Linked DNA regions of Homo sapiens: region 1 is linked to region 2. Evidence: chromatin loops called from intact Hi-C (ENCODE). Cell type or tissue: GM12878. All regions are shown on one strand. Each heading gives the region's core, and the rest is flanking DNA. Links, peaks and the distances in the headings are about the cores only. Region 1 holds the start of KRTAP5-8 (keratin associated protein 5-8). Region 2 overlaps NADSYN1 (NAD synthetase 1).

The links. Hi-C counts contacts between places; a loop is a spot of excess contacts. Peaks named below come from ENCODE experiments on the same cell type or tissue, not always from the same donor. Only the 100,000 strongest peaks of a DNase experiment are listed, where the experiment ranks them.
Region 1: a loop joins it to region 2, with 9 times the contacts of the local background. A loop is called at or near these places in 2 of 110 quality-filtered maps.

The regions. Positions count from the first base shown.
Region 1 is chr11:71,537,102-71,545,361 of GRCh38, forward strand. It overlaps KRTAP5-8 (keratin associated protein 5-8), which reads left to right and starts at 924. Exons shown (of 1, transcript NM_021046.3): 1 at 924-2,108. The coding sequence starts at 955. The coding sequence ends at 1,518. In GM12878, for the core only: no CTCF peak of the experiment used is centred there; DNase peaks (open chromatin) are centred at 3,110, 3,660 and 6,410; H3K4me3 peaks cover 251 bases; H3K27ac peaks cover 2,971 bases.
Region 2 is chr11:71,485,165-71,493,487 of GRCh38, forward strand. NADSYN1 (NAD synthetase 1) reads left to right here. Exons shown (of 21, transcript NM_018161.5): 16 at 378-484; 17 at 5,681-5,812; 18 at 6,670-6,739. Among named protein-coding and RNA genes, the nearest start is that of MIR6754, 16 kb to the left of the region's middle. RefSeq lists enhancers at 1-490, 2,778-3,548. In GM12878, for the core only: no CTCF peak of the experiment used is centred there; a DNase peak (open chromatin) is centred at 4,297; H3K27ac peaks cover 1,306 bases.

The sequences.
Region 1 (8,260 bases), core at 261-8,260, 52 kb after region 2:
CCGAGATCATGCCACTGCACTCCAGCCTGGGCAACACAGTGAGATTTAGTCTCAAAAAAAAAGCATTTCACTGCATGTAAATTTTACCTCAATATAAAATTAAAATTAATCTTCGGAAAATAAAAGTACATTAGAGAGGATGGCTAATCAAAATTTTTGTAGCCTTCAAGGAGAATAAATTTGAAGCATATCTGTTGATTTGTGGAATTTTTACAAAGACTTAATTGAGGAAAACTTGAAAGCATTAGAAAGGGTCCCGTTCCTCTGTTCCCTCTGTGAGCCCAGCTTGCCTGAAGGGAACGTGGGTCTAATCCGTGTCTGGAGGAGTGAGCCGAACCACAGGAAGAAGAGGTAAGAAAGACAAAGGAGAACCAGGGCCACACTCAAATCCACGCTCTTCAAAACTGTGTTTTACAAATTTGACAAAATATTTATCCTGGAAATTTTTAAGCGGTGGAACCTATAGACAGCCTTTTCTTTCAGCTTATTTTGTTAGTTTTAATTTTATTTAATTTTTTTACAAAATGACCACCGTTGATATAAACACCAATGCCAGGGGGTGGAGGGTCTGCATCGCTGAGGAGAGCCCTGAGCGCCAAGGAAAATGGTCCACCCGCTGGCCAAGCCACCACCGTCTCCCAGGCTCCCGGGACACCTGCTGGAGAGGGAGCCCAGTGTCTTCTAACAAAGGGAAACACCTATGAGGAAGAGGCCAAATTTAGAAACCAAGGAAAGGAGAGCTTGGCTGGAGCTGATGGCGGCTCATGGGATTGTGAAGAGATTAAAAATAACACTCGTGCATGTGAAATAGCAGAAACAACAACAGAAGTATTCATGTGTTCAGTATAAACACCTGGGCAGGGATATAAAGGGCCCAGGCTCAGGGAGTTCCACACCTGCACACCTCCCTCTCACCTGCTCCTCTACCTGCTCCACCCTCAACCCACCAGAACCATGGGCTGCTGTGGCTGCTCTGGAGGCTGTGGCTCCGGCTGTGGGGGCTGCGGCTCTGGCTGTGGGGGATGTGGCTCTAGCTGCTGTGTGCCCATCTGCTGCTGCAAGCCCGTGTGCTGCTGTGTGCCAGCCTGTTCCTGCTCCAGCTGTGGCTCCTGTGGGGGCTCCAAGGGGGGCCGTGGCTCCTGTGGGGGCTCCAAGGGGGACTGTGGCTCCTGTGGGGGCTCCAAGGGAGGCTGTGGTTCTTGTGGCTGCTCCCAGTGCAGCTGCTATAAGCCCTGCTGTTGCTCCTCAGGCTGTGGGTCATCCTGCTGCCAGTCCAGCTGCTGCAAACCCTGCTGTTCCCAGTCCAGCTGTTGTAAGCCCTGCAGCTGCTCTTCAGGCTGTGGGTCATCCTGCTGCCAGTCCAGCTGCTGCAAGCCCTGCTGTTCCCAGTCCAGCTGCTGTAAGCCCTGCTGCTGCTCTTCAGGCTGTGGGTCATCCTGCTGCCAGTCCAGCTGCTGCAAGCCCTGCTGTTCCCAGTCCAGCTGCTGTGTCCCAATTTGCTGCCAGTGCAAGATCTGAGGCTCTGCCTACAAATCTCAGCTGGTCCCACAGATCTGGGCTCTCCAGGAATGACTGTAGCTGTGTCCTGAATTCCTGAAGCACATCTCTGAGTCTGTCCTCCTCTGGACTAAGGCAGCCTAGCGTCCAGGGCTCAGTACTCAGCTGCTCAGCCTCTGAGGTCATGAGGGCTTCTGGCATGCTGGGTGCTGCCCATCAACCCTCCCAGAATCCCCTCTTCCTTTCCTGACCTCATCACTTCAACCTTCTCAGGGCTTCAAGATCCCACATCCCTGGGCCCCTCCTGTGAGCCTGCTGGAAACACACTGAAACTGGAATCCTCCGACCTGCTGCCGCCTCTCCCCGGTCCCTGCAACCTCCTGGCTCCTCCACCCTTCATCTTCATCCTGCCTGAGCTGCCACAGCTCCGATTGTTTTTGGAGTTGACCTAGAGGACTCAGAATTATTAGAGACCCCAGGATCCTCTCCTGAGGAGGAGGGGCGCCCAGTCTCCTCTTCTACCTCTGACCTGGCCTTGTTTCTTTCCCCAGGGCTTCGCCTTGTAAGTGCCTAGGCTGAATCTTCTAAATAAATACGATCCACACCTCCCACGAGTTTGCGTTGTGATTCTTTTGTTTCAACTTCTGTGTGATTAGATAAATGTACAATTTTCACAGAGTCGCACTCCCAGGCATTTGGGAACCCCCCGTTCCCTGCTGTGTGAGTTTGCTAGGGCTGCCCCACAAACCATGTGGCTTATGCAACGGGAGTGGATCGTCTCACAGTTTGGAGGCCAGAATCTGCCATCGAGGTGCCTCAGGGCCGGGTCCTCCTGAGACCTCCCTCCGTGGCTTACTGATGCCGCCATCCCTATATCCTCATGTGCTTGTCCCTCTGTGTGTGTCTGCGTCCTCATCTCTTTGTATAAGGACACAGATTAGATTAGGGCCTACCCTACTCCATTATGTCCACGTTTTAACTAATCACCCCTGTAAAGATCTATCTCCAAATAAGGTGCCATTCTGAGATACTGCAGTGAGGACTCCAACGTATGTACCAGGGGGCACAACTCAGCCGTGGTATCCACTTGGCTTGGGGCATCACCATCTTTCCCATCTTCCAGGATACAGAATTGGGAGGCCCCTTGGGCTTCTCTCCCCTACAAGTCGCCAAATCCCACAGCATCTCCTGGAAGACATCCTAAGACACCTCCTTCCTGCCTTCTTGTGACACCTCCCTACCTAGACCTCTGCTTCAGGCCCCCAACTGTCCCTTCCCTGCTGCCTCTGTCAGCTCGGGCTGCCAGAACAAAACCCACAGAGTAAGCCTGGAAGACGGAACAACAGACACCATTTCTCCCAGTTCCGGAGGCTGGAGGGCCTAGACCAAAGTCCGGCATGTTCGACTCATGGGGAGGGAAGGCAGGAGCTGGCGGAGGAGGAGGTGGGCTGCAAGGCTGGAGCCCCCAGACCCAGGCGTCTGTAACAGCAGAGCACGGGAGGCTGCTCGGGAAGCCACCTTCTCACAGGATGGCAGGCCGTGAGTGTCTGATGGAACTGTGACAAGAAAGTGAAAACTCAACAACACGGAATTTTTAGAATGTGCTTCTGAGTTTCTGTTTTAGTAAGTAAGGTTGACTAGACACTATTCACAACCTGGAACTTCTCAAAGGACATGGTGAAACCCCGTCTCCACTAAAAATACAAAAATGAGCCGGGCATGGTGGTGGGCGCCTGTATCCCAGCTACTCAGGAGGCTGAGGCAGGAGAATCGCTTGAAACCGGGAAGCAGAGGGTGCAGTGAGCCCAGACTGCACCACTGCACTCCAGCCTGGGTGACAGAATGAGATTCCATCTCTAAATAAATAAATAAAGTTTTAAAGTGCTGTATTTAAAACATATATTTTTTAAGTCACTGAGCTGTTGAAAAAATAAAATAATCCTCAGAGCCAACAAGCAAGAGAGAGCTGGACCCACAGAGGAAGGTGAAAGTCAAAAACGGCCTCCACCCTGTGGCTGGACCAGAAAGAGGCCCTCTCTGTTTTCTTCCACCTGTGGTATTGCTTCTGTTGTCAGCATGAATCTGAGAAAAACGTAGTTTCTCTACACTCTCACACAGAACACTCTCATTCCTGATGTGCGGGTTTTCCCCACACTACTCAATTTTCTGCCTCTTTCCACACTGACCAATTCTCTGACACCAGCTGGGTGTCCTGCAATTCACTCCCATCTTGAAACAGAGTTCATTTCAGATCCCACAGGCGAAGGGCTCAGTCCCACAAGACTGTCCCCACTTCAGAGGCTGACATGGTTTTCCTCTGTCCCCACCCAAATCTCATCTTGAACTGTAGCTCTCACAATTCCCCTGTGTTGTGGGAGGGACCCAGTGGGAGGTAATTGAATCACGGGGGTGGGTGTTTCCTGTGCTGTTCTCATGATAGTGAATAAGTCTCACGAGATCTGATGATTTTATGAATGGGAGTTTCCCTGCACAAGTTCTCTTATCTTGTCTGCCACCATGTGAGATGTGCCTTTCACCTTCCACCATGATTGTGAGGCCTCCCCAGCCAGGTAGAACTGTGAGTCCATTAAACTTCTTTCTTTTGTAAATTGCCCAGTCTCAGGTATGTCTTTATCGGCAGTGTGAAAATGGACTAATACAGATGCCAATCACGAGTCCAGCCTCCCAAGCTTCTAACCGATGGGCTATAAATCAGGGTTTACACTGATACCTGAAATGAGTGGCTGAGGCAAAGCTCTCTGTCCATCAAGGTTTACTAAGCCTGCTTTAAGGCGCACCTGAGAAAAATGCAAGATGCAGGCACATCTGTGGCTGTTTTCCCAGAGAGATTTTTGGGAAGTTTGGTATTTATACATTTCCTTAAAGGGGGGCAGGCAGGTAGGAAGAGGCAGGTAAGCATTAGGCAAATGATTGCATTCCTGTGAGACTTTAGTTAGTGCCCAGTAAATCTACATTTTACATGAGGTAAGGTGAACGTTTGAAGAGAAAAAGGGACTAAAGGAAGAGTCGGTTGTGCAGACCTCTCTGGGTAGATGGAGGAGGGACTGGTGTCATCTTGTTTTTGTTCTGCTTCTGGGAAGATAAACTCATAATCTATATGATCAGTGTGGAATGGAACACTTTCGTTTTAGGAGCTGGACTTGGATTGCAGGCCTGAAGTCACAACGGGCACATCCTTGTTGATGGCAGGACGCACTTCTTGAGAGGTTTTGCAACCAGCATAGCGCATATTTATGAGTGATTTGTGGAGGAAGTGTCCTGAGACACCTGAAGCCTTTGCCGTTTCCTGGGCCTGGCAAGCGAAACACACAGCAACACAGGCTGTGGAGGAACAGTGCTGCTTTTGCGAGAGGGCTTGGGGTTCTGAGATTTTTATTTTTCTTTACTCAACACCACCCTCCTTGGGTTTGATAATCTGCTAGAACAGCACCCAGAACACAGGGAAACACTAGCTTATGTTTACTGGTTTATTATAGAGGATGAGACACAGACGAACCCCTAGGTGAAGAGGCACCAAGGGTGAGGTCCAGGATGGTCCTGAGTGTGGGAGCTTTGTCCCGTGGAGCCGGAGTCATCGCTCTCCCGGCGGGGGGATGTGTGCACCAACTGGAAGCTGATGGGATCTCACTATTCAGTTTTGCAGAGCTCTCACCTGCAGCCCTCCCTGTCCTGGAGCTGAGTTCCCAGGCTCTTCTCACTGGGTCTTTCTGACCACCAGTCTCATCCTGAGGCCATCTAGGGGCCCCACCCTAAGTCACCTCATTAACATAAACACAAGTGTGATCTAAGGGAGCTTATTAGGAATAACAAAAAACAAACAAACCAACACATAATTAAAAAACCCAAGAAAACAATATCCCTCAGAGAAATTGCAAGGGCTTGAGGAGCTCTGTGCCGGGAGCCAAGAAGGAAGGTCAAGACCGTCTCTTCTCACACAGTGAAAGCTCCAGGTCAGTGTGCTTTGCGCATGTCCATGAGTCCTTTCCATCATTTGGTTCTGTGCAACTGCTGCAGGAGGAAGCTATTACGAATCAGGGAAGAAAACAGCCGAGCTTTTAAAAAGGCTTTGAGACTGGGCGCAGTGGTTCACACCTGTAATCCCAGCACTTTGGGAGGCTGAGGTGGGTGGGTCATGAGGTCAGGAGTTCGAGGCTAGCCTGGCCAATATGGCAAAACCCTGTGTCTACTAAAAATACAAAAATTAATTGGGCTTGGTGGCACATGCCTGTAATCCCAGCTACTCAGGAGGCTGAGGCAGGAGGATCACTTGAACCGGGAGGCAGAGGTTGCAGTGAGCTGAGATGGCACCACTGCACTCCAGCCTAGGCAATAGAGCGAGACTCCATCTCAAAAAATAAAAAAAGGCTTTGAAAGGCCCAATGTGGATGGGTACGAGCATGTAAATCCCCAGAGGTCCCTGCCTTGGTGAGTCACTAACAGCCTGCCAGCTCTATTTCCCCACGGCTCCTGAGAAAGACTGCATACATCGGGTAAGAGAGGCATCAGGGCCGCTGCAGGAGTGGGATGGAGAGGAGAGCCAGGCCACCCTGAGAGCGAGGCCACAGCAGCTGCAGGTGGAGGAGGGCCAGGGAGCCCAGGGTCGTCTGGAGGACAGACACAGGGGCTGCTGACGTCTGAGGAAGGCAGGAGAATGGACAGACGCCCTGTAAGCAAGATCCCAGATCTGCTCCAGAGAAGGGTCCCTTCCTGACCTCTAGCACTTGAGCCGGTAGAACTTAATCTAGCTAACGAAGCCATGAGCCTGGAACTGCCCAAGGGGGTTCACCTTGCCCGCTGCCTGGACAGAGCTGATTCATCAAGACAGGGGAACTGCAATAGAGAAAGAGTCATTCACACAGAGCTGGCTGTGCCTGAGACCGGAGTTTTATTATTACTCAGATCAGTCTCCCTGAGCATTTGGGGAGCAGAGTTTTTAAGGGCAACTTGGTGGGTGGGGAGAAGCCAGTGATCCAGGAGTGCTGATTGGTCAGGGATGAAATCACAAGGAGTCGAAGCCATCTTCTTGCACTGAGTCAGTTCCTGGGTGGGGGCCACAAGATCAGATGAGCCAGTTTATTGATCTGGGTGGTGCTACCTGATCCATCAAGTGCAGGGAGGGTCAGAATCTTGTAAATGACCTCTGGCTACATGACTCCTAAACTGTAATTTCTAATCTTGTGGCTAATGTTAGTCTAGTCCCCAGGCAAGAAGGTGGTCTGCTTTGGGAAAGGGTTGTTACTGTCTTTGTTTAAACTATAAACTACCAACTAAATTTCTCCCAAAGTTAGTTCAGCCAACACCCAGGAATGAACAAGGACAGCTTGGAGATTAGAAGCAAGGTGGAGTGGGCTAAGTTAGATCTCTCACTGTCTCAGTCATAACTTTGCAAAGGCGGTTTCAAGCCCAGCTGCCAACCAGAGGAACTCACTCAACACGTGAGCAGCAGGCAGAAGCAAGAGCCTTCCCCTGAGAAATAGGAAGGAAATCCTAGCCTCGCCCCCGCAACCACTGACTGAACGGGACCCCTCTTGGCCAAGGGGGTGTCGACAAAAAGTGTCAAACTCTGTAAAATATTTTAAAAGATTCTGAGCCGAACATGACTGACAAATGGCCCGTGACACAGCCCTCAGGAGGTCCTGAGAGCAGGTGCCCAAGAGGTTTGGGGTGCAGCTTGGTTTTATATATTTTAGGGAGACATGAGACTTTAATCAAATACATTTAAGAAATACTAAGGCCTAAACTCTGTTGTTGTTTTTTTTAATCTTGCTCAAATTCCTATCTAAGGGGTCTGCGCATGCCCTACAAATCATAAACTCTCAACAGACAGGTTTTGTTTAGCCCTAAATATTGTGACTTACTTTCCAACCCGACTCTGGCATAACATTATGAGACAAGGAAGAAAATCAAAATACTTTACCCCAAAACATGTTTCTTTGCTGTATTTTGAAATGGCCCTGCAGAGCGTCCTTTGTGGGGGAAAATTTGGATCTGCAAAGAATCTCTATTAACATAGCTAGATCTTTTTCTTCCAGACCCTCCCAGTCCTAAAGAGATTAACTAAGGTCTGAATAGGAAACATTTGTCATCTATTGTCTCTAAGGGCAGCCACTATCAGACTTCAAAAGAACTTTGGTCTCCACAATCTTTATCTTAACTTGAACTTTCCCTTCCTATCCATCCCAGGTCTTTAGACAAACTCAACCAACCGTGAACCAGAAAATGTTTAAATTTACCTATAGCCTGGAACCCCCTCACCCCCCATCCCCCACCACCCGCTTTGAGTTGTCCCGCCTTTCTGGACCAAACCAATGTAATTTTGAAATGTATTTGATTGATGTCTCCTGCCTCCCTAAAATGTGTAAAACCAAGCTGTACCATGACCACCTTGGGCCCATGTTCTCAGGACCTCCTGAGGGTTGTGTCTCAGGCCATGGTCACTCATATTGGGCCCAGAATAAATCTCTCTTCAAATATTTTACAGAGTTTGACTCTTTTTGTCGACATTACATTGGTTTGGTCCAGAAAAGTGGGACAACTTGAAGGGTGGGGAGTGCTTCCAGGCTATAGGTAGATGTAAAAATTTTCCGGTTGACAGTTGGTTGAGCTTGTCTAAAGACCTGGGATCAACAGAAAGGAATGTCTGGGTTAGGATAAAGGATCATGGAGACCCAGGTTGTTATTTGCAGAGGAAGCCTTTAGGTAGCAGGCTTCAGAGAGAAGAGGTTGTGAGACGTTTGTTATC
Region 2 (8,323 bases), core at 296-8,295:
CTGTCCCCTTTCTGCTGTGCCTGGGTGGCCTCTCCCCTCCTGCCAGTGGTAAAGGGATGGAAATGCAGTTGCCAAGCTTTCTCCCAGGGACCCCACGGCTCAGTCCTGCCACCAGTGCTCCCTCTGCCCTCCCGGGCTCTGGGTGCTCCCATCTTTGAAGGCAAGGCACCACTGAGCTTGTGTGAGCCCTGTGGAGGTGGGACCACCCCGAGAGGAAGGCCTCGGGACACTGTGGGACTCTGAGACTCTGATGTTCCCCGAACGCTAGAGAGCTCCTAAGCTATTTTAATTTTCTTGTTTTCAAGAGTTTGTGGGTGTGCGTCTCCCCCGTGTTCCTTTGCAAGGGAACCCGTTATTTCCTCTGTTGTGTTTTCCAGGCTCGAATACGGATGGTCCTCGCCTATCTGTTTGCTCAGTTGAGCCTCTGGTCTCGGGGTGTCCACGGTGGGCTCCTCGTGCTGGGATCCGCCAACGTGGATGAGAGGTGAGTGTGGCCCAGTGGCACGTGGTGGTGGGCCCCTGAACCTCTCAGGTCTCTGAAGGTGATACGCTGTGAGATTCTATCATCCTGTGCCTTTCATGGCGGGTTTGGTGCCTGGAATGACATCATTCCTCTAGAATTTCACCCAACCCGAGTGGCAGAGCGGATCAGCATCACGTTCCTGCAGGTGGCTCTGGGCGCTCACCACTTTCATCAGCCTTGTGGTTCTTCATCTCTACTGCGCCTCAAATTCATCTTCCCACCGCCCTCTGCCATGGTCAGGCTCCCCTCTTTCTTCTAGGCTGTTCCACTGTGTCTTAAGTCATTCCTTTGCAGCTAGTTTTTACCTCCAAACCAGAGTTCATTTTTTATGTGGACTGAAAATACTCCCCTTCTCATATTGCTTCCTTGTTCAACAAAACTCAGAGCCTCCCTGTTGTTTTCTGGATAAAATTCAAGCTGCCCCTCAAGTCCAGCAGTGGAGGCTGCTAGAAATTCTTTTCCAGCCTTGGTTTCCCCACTTCCCTTAGGTGAGCCTCTATCCCTCTCAGCTCGTCTGTGCTGTTCTTAGTTGCTCCTTAGGAGCTGAGGGATTTCAAAAACTATTTGTGATTTATTCATTTGTTTGTCTATGCATCCATCTATCCATCCATCAGTTGGGCCATCCATCTATCCACCCATCCATCCATCTGTCCATTCATCTATCCATCTATGTATCCACCCATCCATATATCCACTCACCTGTCCGTTCATCCACCCATCTGTCTGTCCATCCATTCATCCATCCATCCACCCATCCACCCATCTGTCTGTCCATCCACCCACCCACTCACCCACTCATCCATCCATTCATTCACCCATCTGTCTATGCATTCATCCATCCATTCATCTACCCACACATCCCTCCACCCACCTGTCCATCCATGCATTCATCCACCCACCCATCTATCCATTTATCCACCAATGTGTCTGTCCATCCACCCATCTGTCCATCTATCCACTCATCTATCCATGTATTCATTCACCATTTCATCTGTCCACCCAACCCATCCATCCACCCATCTCTCCCTTTGTCCATCCATCGACCCATCTGTCCACATTTCCTCCCTTCCATCCATCTATCCCTCCCTTTTTTCTATGGCGTGAGTGTCTTTTTTTTTTTTTTTTTTTTTTTTTTTGAGATGGAGTCTCGCTTTGTCACCCAGGCTGGAGTGCAGTGGCGCGATCTCGGCTCACTGCAAGTTCCGCCTCCCGGGTTCACGCCATTCTCCTGCCTCAGCCTCCCGAGTAGCTGGGACTACAGGCGCCCATCACCACGCCTGGCTAATTTTTTTGTATTTTTAGTAGAGACGGTGTTTCACCGTGTTAGCCAGGATGGTCTCCATCTCCTGACCTCGTGATCCGCCCACCTTGGCCTCCCAAAGAGTGTGAGTGTCTTAATCACTCTGCATCCTTGCCTGTCTGCAGATGTGTTCTCTTTTAAAACTGATTTTTTATTTTTAAGTCCTATTTTATTTTTCTAATTACAGAAATTTGAAATTAACACCTGATACTGTGTAAAAATTCTCATCCTCCTCATGCATATTTTGACCATTGCTTTTCTGGTGCCTCTGGTGCCTTTGTAAGGGACTGATTTTTCAGGAGGGGTGTGACGGCTGGTGTATATTCTCAGCTCTGGTGTAGTTGAGGAGATTGATGTTTGCTTTGGCTCTGCATTGCTTTTGTAGATGAGGAAGAATTTGATCTGTTATAAAATTGTGTTGTAAGAGTTCCCCCTCACAACTCTTGTCCATCATTTTCTAGTATTTAAAATGTTAACAAAGAAACAAGTATTTTTTTCCAGGGTGGGATTGGGTTCTGGGAGCTGGAAGGTCTCTAGATGCCATTTAGAAAATAAACAAACGGGCTGGGCACAGTGGCTCACGTCTGTAATCCCAGCACTTTGGGAGGCTGAGGCAGGCAGATCACAAGGTCAGGAGATCGAGACCATCCTGGCTAACACGGTGAAACCCTGTCTCTACTAAAAATACAAAAAATTAGCCGGGCGTGGTGGCAGGTGCCTGTAGTCCCAGCTACTTGGGAGGCTGAGGCAGGAGAATGGCATGAACCCAGGAGGCGGAGCTGGCAGTGAGCCGAGTTCGCGCCACTGCACTCCAGCCTGGGCGACAGAGCAAGACTCCGTCTCAAAAAAAAAAAAAAAAAAAAGAAAAGAAAAGAAAATAAGCAAACGTAAACGTAATCCCTCAGCTGCCCCTTTCTCACTGCGGGACAGAAGGCCCTGTGGCTGCAGACACTCCCCTCATGATGTAGTACTGAAGCCCTTCTCTCTGTTTCCCATGCTGCATCTCCCTCTGCCGCCTTCTTCTCACGGGTCACAGCCAGTCCTTCTCTTCCTCTGTGTTCTGGCAAGAATCTCAAATGTGTAGTGTTGATTTTTTTAAATTTCCCTGTAATTCTGTTGTTGAATTGCTTCTGATTCTAGTTCAGTCGCATCCCTGTCTGCTCATCAGGGGCCTGTTGGACACCTGTCCTCCCTCAGGCTTTCTTCCCGGTGGTGTGAATGAGTCAGAAACAATTCCTGTTCTCTGCAAGTGGGAGGAGACAGTGATAGCCCAGCAGATAACATGTGTATTGTAGGAAACGTCCGCCGAGAGAGCTCAAGGAGGGGAAGGGAGAGCTGGGAGTTTGTAAGCAGCTTGCCCAGGGAGGGCCCTACTGAGAAGTGGGTTTCATAAAGGCCTGCGGGAGGCGAGGGTGGGTGGAGAAGAGCCCGTGAAGCCCTGAGTCATGACTCCCCCAGGACTGAGAGCCCATCATTGTCTCCCTGAAAGGCCTGGTCTTGAGTGGGGACTGGAAGACCTGCAGAGCTGTTTTGGAAAGTGTGCGGCGTGTCGGGCAGAGGGAGGTGTGAGACGTCAGAGACAGCTGTTTCCAGAAATTTCACTTTGAAGGGGAGGGGAGGCGCAGGATAGGCGCTGCAGAGATCACTGGGAACAGGAAAAGGAGTTTGCTTTATTATTAGAGACAGGGTCTTGCTCTGTCACCCAGGCTGGAGTGCAGTGGCACCGTCACAGCTCACTGCAGCCTTGACCTCCTGGGCTCAAACAATCCTCCCACCTTAGCCTCCCAAGTAGATGGGACTGTAGGCATGCACCACCACGCCTAATTTTTTTTGTTTCCACTCTGTTGCCCAGACTGGTCTCCATTTGTTTATTTGCCTTAAGATACTGTCAAGAAAAGACCAGTAGAGAGGGAGTGGACTTGCTGGTGCAGGACAGTGGGGATGTTGCTGGTGAGGAGATGAGAGCAGGTGACCAGGCAGGAGGGTGGCTTTGCTGGGGGCCTGGCCAGCGCGCCCACAGCAGCAGGAGGGGTGGGTTCAGAGGCAGGCCCAGGAGAAGGTTCCAGAGAGAGCAGGAGGGGAGGGGAGAGTGAAGCCAGCCCTGCAGGGTTAAGTTGGGGTCAGCATGGGAATGCAGAGCTGAGAGGCTGTGTTGAAGTTAGGCTTCTAACAACATGATTTCAGCTGATGGAAGTGACCAGCCTGGGGGAAAGGTCCATGCAGAGTGCGAGAGGAGGGGACAGCTGCTGGAACTCGGTGGTCCTGTATTGAAATTTATGGCCACACTTGTTGCTGGCTTCAAAGTCTCACCAGTCCGCCAGTTCAGTCTTGATTTCACCAGAAAAAGTCTGCCTCAATTTTCCCCCTATAACCGTGCCTCCCCATCCCCATGGTCCCCACTTCCTGGCTGGAGTTTCCTTCCACCAAGATGAGGCAGCATCCTGGCCCCACGGGTCGCAGGTTGAGCTGAGCTCTGCACTGCGGGATTTCCCCAGACTGTGCTCTCTGAGTCAGCCCCGGCGGATTTCCCCAGTCCTTGGCAGTTACTGGGGATGGAAGAGAAAAAGTGCTAAGATGGAGACTGTCATCTCCCCTGGCCCATCTGGCCCGTATCCCAGCTCCTGCTGAAGGAGCTTTGGACGGGACAGGACAGGGAGCGATGGGGTGACTGGGGTAGCCCTCACTGAAGGCAGCACAGGGTCTCACCTGTCCCTCTGTTGGGACCCTGGGGGTCTTACACCCCCGACATTGCACCACAGTGAGGGTCAGGAAGGGTGAGAAGGCACGGAGGTGTGAGTTTGGGAGTGTCAAGAAATGCATCTGGTGGGATAGGCAGGGGCCAGCCTGGAAGGCCTTGCAAGGTCAAGGGCACCATTGAGGGAATTCAGACTGTGGAAGGGCTTGGCCTGGCCTGGTATGGAGGAGATGGGTGGTCAGCCAGGAGTCCCGTGGAGAACCTGGAGGCCTGCACCAGCGTTGGCAGCGGGGTGGGGTGGAGAAGGACGGCTGTAACCCAGGATCACAAAGTTTGTGCCTTCAACAACACACATTTATGGTCCCTCAGTTCTGTAGGACACAGGTCCAGTATGGGTCCCCTGGCTCAAGTGAAGGTGTGGACACAGTGGGTTCCTTCTGGAGACCCTGGAGAGAATCTGTTTCCCGCCATTTCCAGCCTCTGGAGTCCCGCCTTCTTTGGCTCACGACGCCTCCTCCGTCTTCACCACCAGCGGCCTCGCGTCTCTGCCTTTCCCCTGCAGTCAGGGCTCCCTCAACTCTCACTTTCACCCCCTTCTTTTAAGGACCCCTGTGATTGCATTTCAGGCCCACCCTGCAATCCAGCATCACTCCCACATCTCAAGTCCCCAGCTGAGTCCATCTGCAAAGTCCCTTTGGCCCTGAGAGGTGACAGAGTCACAGGTTCTGGGGATTAGGACGTGGGCACCTTAGTGAGAGATGGATTCTTCTGCCGACCACAGGCCTCAGAGTTGACAGGCAGGGGAGGGGCCCGCGGCCGCCCGGGCAGCAGAGTGTCCACGTGTGTCCAGTCCCTGCTCACTCCCGACACCCCAAGACCTCTGTCCCTCAGCTCTGTTCAGACGACTGCTCCCAGCTCCGTGCTGGTGACCCCCGAAATCTGCCTGCCATCCCCGGCGTCTCCTCTGGTGCACTCAAAGGCCCTCCTGGGTCCTCTGCAGCCTCTGCCACCTTTGCGGGTTGCTCTGGGACTTCTCCGGGATGCTTGAATATGCCACACTTCTGGCTTCAGGGCCCCTGGAAGAAGCGACTCCCTGGCTGGCCAGGGTTGATGGAGTCTGCGGCCCCTTGGGAACCCGCGCTCTTTCTCCCTCTCCCTGCAGTCTCCTGGGCTACCTGACCAAGTACGACTGCTCCAGTGCGGACATCAACCCCATAGGCGGGATCAGCAAGACGGACCTCAGGGCCTTCGTCCAGTTCTGCATCCAGCGCTTCCAGCTTCCTGCCCTGCAGAGGTGAGTGTGCTCACGGGCTGTGGCTCCACAGCCACGGGGCTCCTCTCCCAGCACGGCCCCGGCCACCCTGGCCCACACTCAGGCTCCTTCGTAGCTCCTGTTGCCTGCTGAATGGTCCTGCCCCTGAGCTGGCACTTGAGGCCTGCAACCAAGCCTCCCTTTCTTCCTGTGGTGCCTCCACAGCCCCCCGGCTCCGGCCAGATCACGGAGCTGTGGCCTCCTGCCTCCCCCGCCTGCCCTGCCTCCCTTCCCTGCCGTCCCCATGCCGATGCTTGGCAGGCCGAGGCTCGCCACATCTGAGCAGAGCGCCTGTGCTTTAGCAGTGACTGCAGATGGATCAGTGTCCGGACCTTTCTTCGGCCTTTGCCGAGGTTCCCTGCCACGGGAATGTGTTTTCTTCTTTGCTTATCCTCACTGGAGTGACTGTGCCCCCCAGGGGACATCAGGCAACGTCTGCAGACATGCTTAGCTTCGCCACACGGGGTGTGCTGGGTGTTAGCAGGTAGAGGCCAGGGGTGCTCCTCAATGTGGCGCAGTGCACAGGCCATTGACATTCCCTACAGCAGAGTCCCCTCGACCTAGGTGTGCCCGGTGCCCAGTGGACTGGCCCTTCACTGTGCCTCCATCTCTGCCTCTCCTCCTGGGGTCGTGAGGCCACACCAGTGCCCACACTCCTCAGCCCAGGATGCTCACCCCCGCTGGAAAGCCCAGCACCGCAAGCCTTGGTGACGTCCTACCCACGGTGAACGGAGTGGCCGGGACCAGCGTACTCGGGAAACTTAGTCTGGGGATTCTCTCCCAGAGCTCACACCACCCTCGCAGCTGCACTGACCGACCTCTGTGTGTTTTGGCTGCAGCATCCTGTTGGCGCCGGCCACCGCAGAGCTGGAGCCCTTGGCTGATGGACAGGTGTCCCAGACCGACGAGGTAATGGCGGTGGCTTTGCCATGATGCTTCCTGCCCTCCTCCCCACCTCCTGTGTGGTGGTGCTGGCTCTTCCTACCTCCCTCCTGACCCCAGGACAGCTGCATCGCTGTCACTGGGTCCCTGGCCTGGGTGCCCAGGGCTCAGTGTCAGTCACATCCCTGGCCTTTGACACTTCAATTCACTTCCTCATGGTTGGCGCCCCAGAAAGAGGATGACATGGTGGGAGGGGAGGGAGAGCAGATGGCGGGCGGAGGAACGCAAGTTCCTCACAGGCAGGAGGGGCATCTCTGCTCGTGTTTTAGAGCGATGTAGGAGGAGAATTGCCCTCGACTCCTCCACTGCATGCTGGCCCTTCGTGATGAGGCCCAGGCTGTGGTTGGTAGCTTAGTGGATGCTGGGGGAAGTGGCTGTGGGCTTTTTATGATAAAATCCATGACACTCCAGCCTCTTAGGTCACCAGGACTTGCTGCTATAGTTTCTTCCAAGCGTTTTCTAGTTTTCGTCCTTACATTTAGGTCTGTGATCTAGTTGAGTTACTTTTGTGTGTGGTATGAGGAAGGGCTTCAGTTTCATTCCTTTGCATGGGAATATCCAGTGGTCCCAGCACCATTTGCTGAAAGGATGATCCTTTCCCCCAGTGATGTATCTTGGCACCCTTGTTGTAAATGTAGGATTTATTTCTGGACACTCAATTCTGTTCCATAGATCTTTTCTGTTTTTCCTTATGCCGGTCCCACGCTGTCCTGATTATTATAACTCTGTAGGAAGGATTTTGGGTACTCTGAGTCTCTTGAACATCCATATGAATTTTGAGATCAGCTTGTCAATCTCTGGAGAAAAAAAAGCTTTTGCGTTTTGACGGGGACTGCATGACACTATAGATCAGTTTGGAGTTCGGGGAGTTTCGCCATCTTAATCATAAGAACTCTTCTGATCCATGAACATGGGACATGGAATGTCTTACTTATTTAAGTTGTCTCTAAATTTTTTTTTTTTTTTTTTAGACAATGTCTCACTCTGTTGCCCAGGCTGGAGTTGCAGTGGCACAATCTCAGCTCACTGCAACCTCCACCTCCCTGGCTCAAGCGATTCTCCTACCTCAGCCTCCGGAGTAGCTGGGATTATGGGTGTGCATCACCATGTCTCGCTAAGTTTTTTGTATTTGTAGTAGAGATGGGGTTCCACCATGTTGGCCAGAACATGAGGCCTCGGACTCCTGGCCTCAAGTAACCCGCCCGCCTTGGCCTCCCAAAGTGCTGGGATTACAGGAGTGAGCCACTGAGCCCGGCCTCTAATGTCTTTCAACAGTGTTTTTTCTAGTTCTCAGAATTTAAGGTTGCACTTCTTTTGCCAAATGTATTTCAAAATATTTTATTGTTTTTGATACTCTGGTGAGTGGAATTGTTTTATTAATTTCATGTGTAGATTGTTCATTGCTAGTTTATAGAGAAACACAGTTGATTTTTGCATATTGACCATATACCCTGCACCTTGTTGAGCTCATGTATTAGTGCTCAGAGCTTTTTAGTAACCTCCTTAAGATTCCGATTTACAAGGACATGCCATCGCAGCTGGAGAGAATTT